Linked DNA regions of Homo sapiens: all the other regions are linked to region 3. A link is a contact called in ENCODE Hi-C or POLR2A ChIA-PET data. All regions are on one chromosome and are shown on one strand. The core of a region is the stretch at or near the end of the contact, and the rest is flanking DNA. Distances in the headings are between cores, read along the strand shown.

What was found. A loop is a pair of places that touch in the nucleus more often than their neighbours do. ChIA-PET counts read pairs that join two places held with the same protein, here RNA polymerase II (POLR2A). Pooled maps may share reads with other maps.
Region 1: a loop to region 3 is called in a map of gastrocnemius medialis, with 4 times the contacts of the local background. The contact joins the enhancer-like site here to the promoter of PTP4A1 in region 3. A Hi-C loop is called at or near these places in 4 of 168 maps with a recorded cell type or tissue (gastrocnemius medialis, heart left ventricle and psoas muscle) and 9 of 50 pooled maps. POLR2A ChIA-PET finds 5 or more read pairs at or near these places in 4 of 52 experiments (A549, HEK293, HepG2 and 1 more).
Region 2: a loop to region 3 is called in a map of B cell, with 2.4 times the contacts of the local background. The contact joins the enhancer-like site here to the promoter of PTP4A1 in region 3. A Hi-C loop is called at or near these places in 4 of 168 maps with a recorded cell type or tissue (B cell, OCI-LY7, heart right ventricle and 1 more), 5 of 37 single-sample maps with no recorded cell type and 8 of 50 pooled maps. POLR2A ChIA-PET finds 5 or more read pairs at or near these places in 7 of 52 experiments (GM12878, H1, WTC11 and 3 more).

What each region holds. Positions count from the first base shown.
Region 1 is chr6:63,474,252-63,477,135 of GRCh38, forward strand. It overlaps a transcript of LGSN not described here. Among named protein-coding and RNA genes, the nearest start is that of PTP4A1, 97 kb to the right of the region's middle. Within about 2 kb of position 1,612, at least 6 of the 41 ENCODE cell types and tissues checked have a DNase peak (open chromatin) inside an H3K27ac peak, as active enhancers do; they include gastrocnemius medialis and psoas muscle, where a contact is called at or near this core.
Region 2 is chr6:63,684,073-63,686,999 of GRCh38, forward strand. PHF3 (PHD finger protein 3) reads left to right here. Exons shown (of 16, transcript NM_001370348.2): 4 at 57-1,839. Among named protein-coding and RNA genes, the nearest start is that of PHF3, 50 kb to the left of the region's middle. RefSeq lists an enhancer at 1,536-1,905. Within about 2 kb of position 1,544, at least 4 of the 41 ENCODE cell types and tissues checked have a DNase peak (open chromatin) inside an H3K27ac peak, as active enhancers do; they include B cell, GM12878 and OCI-LY7, where a contact is called at or near this core.
Region 3 is chr6:63,571,091-63,574,188 of GRCh38, forward strand. It overlaps PTP4A1 (protein tyrosine phosphatase 4A1), which reads left to right and starts at 1,390. Exons shown (of 6, transcript NM_003463.5): 1 at 1,390-1,629. LOC124901228 (translation initiation factor IF-2-like) reads right to left here and starts at 2,478. Exons shown (of 2, transcript XM_047419610.1): 1 at 2,442-2,478; 2 at 1-2,340. The coding sequence starts at 2,478. The coding sequence ends at 1,595. LOC128125822 reads left to right here and starts at 1,390. Exons shown (of 2, transcript NM_001415059.2): 1 at 1,390-1,629. The coding sequence starts at 1,591. It also overlaps a transcript of LGSN not described here. RefSeq lists enhancers at 376-1,113, 1,114-1,849, 1,174-1,468, 1,850-2,585, 2,522-2,891 and 1 more and silencers at 1,132-1,551, 1,852-1,981.

The DNA.
Region 1 (2,884 bases), core at 362-2,861, 97 kb before region 3:
TATGTGGACAGCTGACTTTCTTAGAACACAGAAATATTTCTTTGCATTCATGTTTGTGTAGAAAGTGGGAAAACGGGACGGGCGCAGTGGTTCATGCCTGTAATCCCAGCACATTGGGAGGCCAAGGTGGGCGGATCACGAGGTCAGGAGATCGAGACCATCCTGGCTAACATGGTGAAACCCCGTCTCTACTAAAAATACAAAAAAATTAGCTGGGCATGGTGGCAGGTGCCTGTAGTCCCAGCTACTCAGGAGGTTGAGGCAGGAGAATGGCATGAACCTGGGAGGTGGAGCTTGCAGTGAGACAAGATCACACCACTGCACTCCAGCCTGGGCCACAGAGCAAGACTCCATCTCAAAAAAAAAAAAAAAAGAAAGTGGGAAGTTAGGCTGGGCGCTGTGGCTCACGCCTGTAATCCCAGCACTTTGGGAGGCTGAGGCAGGAGGATCACCTGAGGTCAGGAGATTGAAATCAACCTGGCCTACATGGTGAAACCCTGTCTCTACTAAAGATAAAAAAAATTAGCTGGGCGTGGTGGCAGATGCCTGTAATCCCAGCTACTTGAGAGGTGGAGGCAGGAGAATTGCTTGAACCTGGGAGGTGGAGGTTGCGATGATTTGAGAAGACTCCGTCTCAAAAAAAAAAAAAAAAGGAAAGAAAATGAGAAAATGAAAGGTTGACTTCCCCACAGATTTTGTGCAAAATGAGACAATGAATATTTCTTTGTGGAAATAATAATTATTCCTACAAGTTTAATATGCAAACGAAATGTGTCTCCATTGTAGACGTTCAACTAAAAACATTGTTATAAAACAAACCACTGTAAGAACAATGACCTCTATAAGGACAAAACAAGTGTAAGAACTGAGGTATCAAAAAGGATTTGTTTTAGGATGCAGAAATGCTGCTATAAAATGCATTTACAAACTTACTGTCTTCATTCATATACCTCATCATATACTTCATAGTCCCCATACCCTAACACCCCATGCCAACCCCATTGGCATGCTGTTGCAGTGACTTTTGGGTTTGCAACTTCTGCTTTAAATGAATAGATCTGCCAAAAAAAAAAAAAAAAAAAAGACACCCAATTGCCCTCTATTACCACCCATAGAGACCCAACATACTTGACATCCAAAGATATCATACCAACCCAACATGGTATGTTTCTGGTTAATAGTTATTACAAATCCTGGGGAAGTGATATGTGTGTACTTTGAGATGATTAATAAAATTCAGTGACCTAATGGTGAAACAAAGAATGAGGCATTTATACAATTGAATATTTCAAACAGGTTGGTATAAATTTTGTCTCTTATCCTAGGCCATTAAAGAGGTATTCGAAATAAGGCTTGAAATATGCTTCAAACTTCATATAGAGTATGCCAGATAGTGGGCAGGGACTGACTGATATACCAAAAACACGTTTCTAATATCTGGGCTAATAGTAGTTAACAACCCCAAGCACTAAGTTTAAAAAAGAAGAAGCAGCACATCAACAACAACTGTTGTTGCTAAAGTAAGAAAATGTTTTGGGCAGATCAGAATTTAGTCACACACCAGTTTTGATGCCAGCAGGTCATGCTCAGAACAGTCTGCCCTGGAACCTACTGGGACTGCTGAAATTCTGGCAGGCCCAAGGAGTGCTAAAATCAAAGGCAGCCCTTCAGAGGAAGAGGGAAAAGGCAGGGTGTCTAGTAGCAAAGTTCAAGCAGGCAGAGTACTGACCCCTTCTGTCTAATGTCATTCAGATCAAGAGCCGAGTGGAGATAAAGGACATTATTATGTAGATTTTTTGTTTTATTTTGGTTTGGTTTTTTTGTTTGTTTGTTTTGTTTTGTTTTTTGGTTTTTTTTACTGATAGATGTAATGAAGCCATAAGAGAGAGGCTTAAGGAGATTCTTCACTAAGCAACAAAATCATTAAAAGTTCACCTTGGTGAGATAGTGCTACCTCATAATTACATGACTTGTTTATTGCAAGTTTTCAGATTGTGTTCTCCTATCCTTGCAAATCTAACAACCTCAGCATACAAAGCTTGATGTGACAGAAGTTAGAGCAGTTGAAAAAACCAGGACTGTTCGATTAACTCTTGTGGCATAACAAATTACCCCAAAATTTAATAGCTTAAAACAACCATTTCATTTTGCTTACAATGTGAGGTGTTAGTAGTTCAGGAAGAGCTCAATTGAGCAATTCTCTTTAGAGTTCCCCCTACAGTTGCAGTTAGATATTGGCTGGAACTGCGATCATTTGAAGGCTCAGCTGGACTGGATGTCAAAGATACAAGGCAGTCGGTGCTGGCTTTCAGCTGGGAGCTCAACTGGAGCTATTAACTCAAGCACCTACATGCTGTTTCTCCATGTGGCTGGGTCTTCTCACTCAGCAGCTGCTAGACTCCAAAACATAGTATCTCAAGAGGGGAGAGTCTAAAGAGCACAGGAAGCAAACATTCTAAGAGACCAAGAATAAGCTGCAAGGAGACCCAGCCTTGGAAGTCACTCAGTGATATTGGCACTGAACTTTATTCATCAAGGAAATCGCTATGACTAGCCTAGATTCAATGAAGAGAAATTAGATCCAATCGTCTAGGAAAGAAGTCTTATAAAATTTGCCATTGTTTTTAATTCATCATAAACACTTTTTCATCATTCTGCTGCTTCTACCTTTCTTATGTTACTCTTCCCATCTAAATTTGGAAATAAGCATCCTTTACTCTGAAGCTATGGCTTTTAATTGAAACCCTTCCTAGTAGTCAAGCCTAGACAGATGGAAAATAAGTTCTCTTTTTAAATTTGTTTCTAACATTTGCTCTACTGTTTTTCTGATACCAAAACTGTTGGAAGCAGCATTTCTCATCACAGTTTGTGATAGGAATGCCAT
Region 2 (2,927 bases), core at 294-2,793, 110 kb after region 3:
AAAAGCACATGACAAAATAGCTAAGTATTTTTATTTATTTTTTCCCCCTGTGATAGAACAAGTAAGAAGTTTGCGACAGAGCACTATTGCCAAGCGTTCAAATGCAGCACCATTAAGTAACACAAAAAAAGCATCTGGGAAGACTGTATCTACTGCTAAAGCAGGAGTGAAACAACCAGAAAGGAGTCAGGTTAAAGAAGAAGTATGTATGTCACTGAAACCTGAGTACCATAAGGAGAATAGAAGGTGCAGCCGAAATAGCGGACAAATTGAAGTGGTACCTGAAGTATCAGTGTCTTCAAGTCATTCTTCAGTGTCATCTTGTCTTGAAATGAAGGATGAAGATGGATTAGATTCTAAGCATAAGTGTAATAATCCGGGAGAAATAGATGTGCCATCTCATGAATTAAATTGTTCACTTCTTTCAGAGACTTGTGTTACTATTGGAGAAAAGAAAAATGAAGCTTTGATGGAATGTAAAGCCAAGCCTGTTGGTAGTCCATTGTTTAAGTTTTCAGATAAAGAAGAACATGAACAAAATGATTCCATTTCAGGTAAAACGGGTGAGACTGTTGTTGAAGAAATGATAGCAACAAGAAAAGTTGAACAAGATTCAAAGGAGACAGTAAAATTATCCCATGAAGATGACCATATTCTTGAGGACGCTGGATCTTCTGATATTTCTAGTGATGCTGCTTGTACAAATCCAAATAAGACAGAAAACAGCCTTGTAGGTTTGCCTAGTTGTGTAGATGAAGTGACTGAATGTAATTTGGAATTGAAGGATACCATGGGTATTGCTGATAAAACTGAGAACACCCTTGAAAGAAATAAAATTGAACCGTTGGGTTATTGTGAAGATGCGGAGTCTAATAGGCAGTTGGAGAGCACTGAGTTTAATAAATCAAACTTAGAGGTGGTTGATACTAGTACTTTTGGACCGGAAAGTAATATCTTGGAAAATGCTATTTGTGATGTGCCTGACCAAAATTCAAAACAGTTGAATGCTATAGAAAGTACTAAAATAGAGTCCCATGAAACAGCAAACCTTCAGGATGACAGAAACAGCCAGTCAAGTAGCGTTTCTTACTTAGAGTCAAAAAGTGTAAAATCCAAACATACAAAACCTGTAATTCATTCTAAGCAAAACATGACCACAGATGCTCCGAAGAAAATTGTTGCAGCAAAGTATGAAGTAATACATAGCAAAACTAAAGTTAATGTCAAAAGTGTGAAACGAAATACTGATGTACCAGAATCTCAGCAAAATTTTCATAGGCCAGTCAAAGTCAGAAAAAAACAAATTGATAAGGAGCCAAAGATTCAGAGTTGCAATTCTGGGGTTAAATCTGTGAAAAACCAAGCTCATTCTGTACTGAAAAAAACATTACAGGATCAAACTTTAGTACAAATTTTCAAGCCCTTAACTCATTCTTTGAGTGATAAGTCACACGCTCATCCTGGTTGCTTGAAAGAACCTCATCATCCTGCACAAACTGGACATGTATCACATTCTAGCCAGAAACAGTGTCATAAGCCTCAGCAACAGGCCCCAGCAATGAAAACCAATAGTCACGTGAAGGAAGAGCTTGAACACCCAGGCGTTGAGCATTTTAAGGAAGAGGATAAACTGAAACTGAAAAAACCTGAGAAGAACCTACAACCCCGCCAAAGAAGAAGCAGCAAAAGTTTTTCTTTAGATGAGCCACCATTGTTCATTCCAGATAACATAGCTACCATAAGAAGAGAAGGCTCTGATCATAGCTCCTCATTTGAAAGCAAATATATGTGGACTCCCAGCAAGCAGTGTGGGTTTTGCAAAAAACCACATGGCAACAGGTGTGTGTGTATGTGTGTATGAGTGATGTGTACATTGAAAATAAATTGCTTTTTTGGGGGTGGGATTAATGTGAGAATTGTTTTAAAGACATTATTTGATACACAGAGACCTGTGCAAAAACAAAAAGCTTCATCAGTCTTGGATAAATGATAGAAAGATGGATCTACTGAATTTACAAATATATCATCCTAGAACATTTAAAAAAGCATAGTCTGGCCAACAGCTGACATACATGGAAATATTTTGTCATTGTCACAGGTTAGACAGTGTAATTTAGCCACTGCATCTGCAAAAAAGCCAAACACTTCCTGGTAATTGGAAAATTGTTATACTGCTTTGGGTCTGTAAGTTATATATTAATTCATTTGGTGTGAGAAGAACTAGTAATAAAGTATGAAGGTCATAATGGAAATTCTATTTTTCTTTTGAAGTTTTTTTTTTTCTTAAAATGAAACATATTAAAGAACACCATTTCATAACTATCAAACTTTATCTTGCAGTGAAATTTGACAGCTAAACAATTGTTAGATTACCCAGGTCAACATGAAATAGAGTGAAAAACGTATTTCTTTTTTTGAATGTTTTAAATAATTTTTTGTGAATTCTAGTCTTTTTAAAATTTGAGATGATTTTAGCACTGACTTTCATCATTCTTTCTAGTATTCAGTGATTTGTAGTTTTATGACACTGCACCCCTCAATCCCCAATGTGTTTTTTGTTAGCTTTTTAAGAAAAGGAAAGCAAGAGATGAAGTGGAGTTTGCAGCTACCAGATTATTCTGTTCAAGTGTTCATATTGCTGTTGGAACTTCTTTCAATGCTGATATGATAAAAGAACATTATAATTTGTATATTATATTCTTCTTATCCTTATTCATGAAAGTGTGCTAGAGTGATTTTTCCCAGCACTATCTTAGTACATAAAAATGAAGCTCTTTAGGGAGGGACAATTTAGTAAAGTGTGTTGTAACATATTATTTTGGTGGTGTTAGGGTGATTGGGGAGATCGGAAAGGAGATGTTGGGGCTATTGTGTAAAATAAGTTTTATGTCAAAGTATTTCTTCATTTGTGATCCAGCCCGTGGCCT
Region 3 (3,098 bases), core at 140-2,639:
GTAGGTGAGCCATTTTCTTCCAAATGACGAAGAGTTTTTGTTCCTTTGAAAGTCTGGCCCAGGATTTTGTTTGTTTTTGTTTTTTTAAAGTTCTTATTTTACTTACAGAGTTAAGAAAGTTGAATAACTATACAACCAGTCTCTAAATAGAAGTTCTAATAAATCCTAAGATGTTGCAGGGCACTGAAAGAGGACAAAATTTGATCCCTAAAGCCCTCTCCAATCTCATACTCGGTGAAAATAACAAACAAAAGGCTTCAGTGTTAGTGGAAAACTGAGTTCTTAAAAAGCAGGTAAAGGTCCTGTTTGGTCCTTCTCCAGAGCTGAGGAGAAAGGGTTTTCAGATTATAAATAACAGAGGTGCCCTTGTATGGCACAGAATTGCGATAAGACTTTACTTCTTAGGGGCTTAAATAATGAAGTCAGTAAAAGAGGACTGAAAACGAACATAAAGAAGAGCTTTAGCTTTGACGCAAAGAATTACATCAGTGCTTGACAAAACCGAGGATTCTTAATTTCTAAAAACGCTTTCTTTAAGCACTTCCTAACCTTTCATTATCTGAGACAACATATCAAGTGAGCAGCAGTACAAAGGATGCATGTGATTTCGAAATGCCACAATTGAGCCAACTGCAGTTGCACGCGTACGTAGTATAGAGAGGTGTGATCAAAAAAAGAATATAGGGAGCATAGGGCTTCGTCTGCATCAAAAGATACTCTCCCCATCTTCTATAGCCTTAAGTTTTGCGAAGGTAAGTTTCTCCCCGCTTGAAAGCGCCCCCAGGGACAAGAATTCATCTTGACCAAGCCTAAGGCCGTGGCATGCAAGGTGTTGAGTCACCGGGTACAGCGGTCTTGCGACATAAATATTATTTGATGACGAAGGTACTCGGGGCCCAGGTGCCAAGGTAAACCACTGGCAAAGATGACCGTGGTTAAGGCAGTAGAAAGCAGGCTCGACACTGAGACGCGGTTCCAGCCCTAGAAGGATTGCATTTTACGATTCAGGCAAACTTCGAGTCTCCTCATGTGACATGTGTGCACTCCTGGACCGTTTTAATTATGAGAAACGTGGTTTGCAGCATGATTCCTTCCAGTCGATAAATCGGAATCTCTCTCGCTCCCACCCCTTCTTAACTTCAGGCTTCCTGCATCCCGGAGCACTCCCGGCAGCCCCTTCCCTCCCCCGCCCCGGGGATGCTCCGACTCGGCGCTTAGCCATTCATCAACCGGTTCACACCGGCGGCGGCCGCCGCGGAGTGACGTCCGGAGGGGGCGGGCCTCCGCCCCCGCCTGTCGGCTCCTGGCCCGCGGTTCCAGGCCGCGATTGGTGGCTGGAGGGTTGCACGTCGCGCCGGCTATAAAGGGGAGGGCTTGTGACGCAAGGGCGCCTCGGCGCGTGTATTGGCTCCTTCGGCTGCGGGCCGGCTCGGCTACGCGCTCTGCTCCGAGCCGCTCACTGCATGGTAGAGTCTGGTGCCCCCGCCGCCGCCTGCATCGCCGCCACCGCCGCTCCGCCACGACCACCGCCGCCTCCTGCCCTGCAGCCACCGCCACCGCCTGTGTCGCCGCCGCCTCGGGACCGGCTGTATGATTAGGCCACAATCTTCAATGAGTAAACATATTCCTGTGAGTAGCCGTCGCATCGTCGCCTCTCGGGCTGGGAATCCACGACCGGCCCCCCATCCCCGCTGTCGCCTTTGTTCGGAGCCCGGCGTCTCCTCCAGGTTGCCCCGGGTTGCGGTTCCGGTGGGTCCCGGGTGGGAGCGGGCGGGTTATGGCCCTGTGGCCGGCCGATTGCGGCCGGCTGTGCGGAGGCAGATGCCGGGCCCCTCGGGGCTGCGGGGTGGCGGTTGGCCGCCGGAGGCACCGGCTTTTGAGTCCCTCCCGAGCCCGGAGCGACGGGGGCGGCGCGGTCCGGCTTCTGCGGCGGCCGGGGGCAGTTTCGGCTTCCGCAGCGGGCCGGGTGGGTGGCACAAAAGCCGCTTTGTGACCGCCGCCTCCGCCCTTGGCCCTTTGGTCTGGCGCGACCCGTCCGGGCATGGCAGGCTCCGCGGCGTCCCGGGGCCTCTTTGTTCGGCCGGAGGAGAGTGGCTGCACTGGGAGCGGGAGACGTGGCCCGGGGTGGGGCGAGGGCTGCGCGTGTCACTGCGGAGCCGGATACGGGGAGGGCGCGGCGGTGGCGGGTTCGCCTCCAGATCCGGGCGGGCGTGGGGTAGGCCGGACAGCCAGGCACGGGTGGTAACGATCTGGTTCCAGAGCTTCTCGGAGCTCCGGGGTGGGCGCGGGACAGCCACTGGGTGCAGCTACACTCTTGTGCTCGACGGCCGGGACCCGAGCCTCAGACAAAATGGCCTCGGCGCCCGCGCCTGACTGAAGGCGCGGCGCGAACCCGTGATTGCGGCGCGGAGAGGGGGCGCAGCGGGCGTGCTCGGGCGCACACAGCCGCGTGCGCGGGGCGGCGGCCCTCTGGGGCATTCCGCGAGCTGCACCCCTGCCCGGGCCAGAGTGGGGTTCTGCTAGGTGAGAACTTCGGCCGTCCGCCCCGCCCTCCTCCCAGGCTCCACCTGGTAATTCGAGCTGTTCCGGATTTATCGCCCCACCTCGGGCTCGTGATAATGGGAACAAGTCTAGTCTTGTCCTTTCTCTGGGCCAGTCGTCGAGAAATGGCCTGGTTCGGAGCGTCTTGGAAACTGACAGGGCTACTGTTAGTTACACTGACGCGAAGGACTTCCCGTCCGGGCACCAGCATACATTTCCCCTGCCAATTTTGGAAGGGCCCTGGATGGCGCCTTTTAATCGGGGACTGTTTAGAACTATCCCTGAGCTCTGTGGTGTAATATGTTGTTGCCTCCTGTTGGTTTGTGGCAGCAGTAGCCAACCAGAGACGGAATTCTGAGGGTTTTTTATCTTCTGTCCGCGGAGCCCCCTACCAGTCCACGAGTATTAAGTTATTTACACTACGATTGGAACTGTTGACCTGCCCGACATCTAGATCCTGAGGCAGTGCTTCCTGTTACTCAGTCAGTTGAAAACTAGAAAACTAAATCATTCCCAAGAGTGAGCAGCATTTTACACATGCTTTCTTAGGTGCCCTA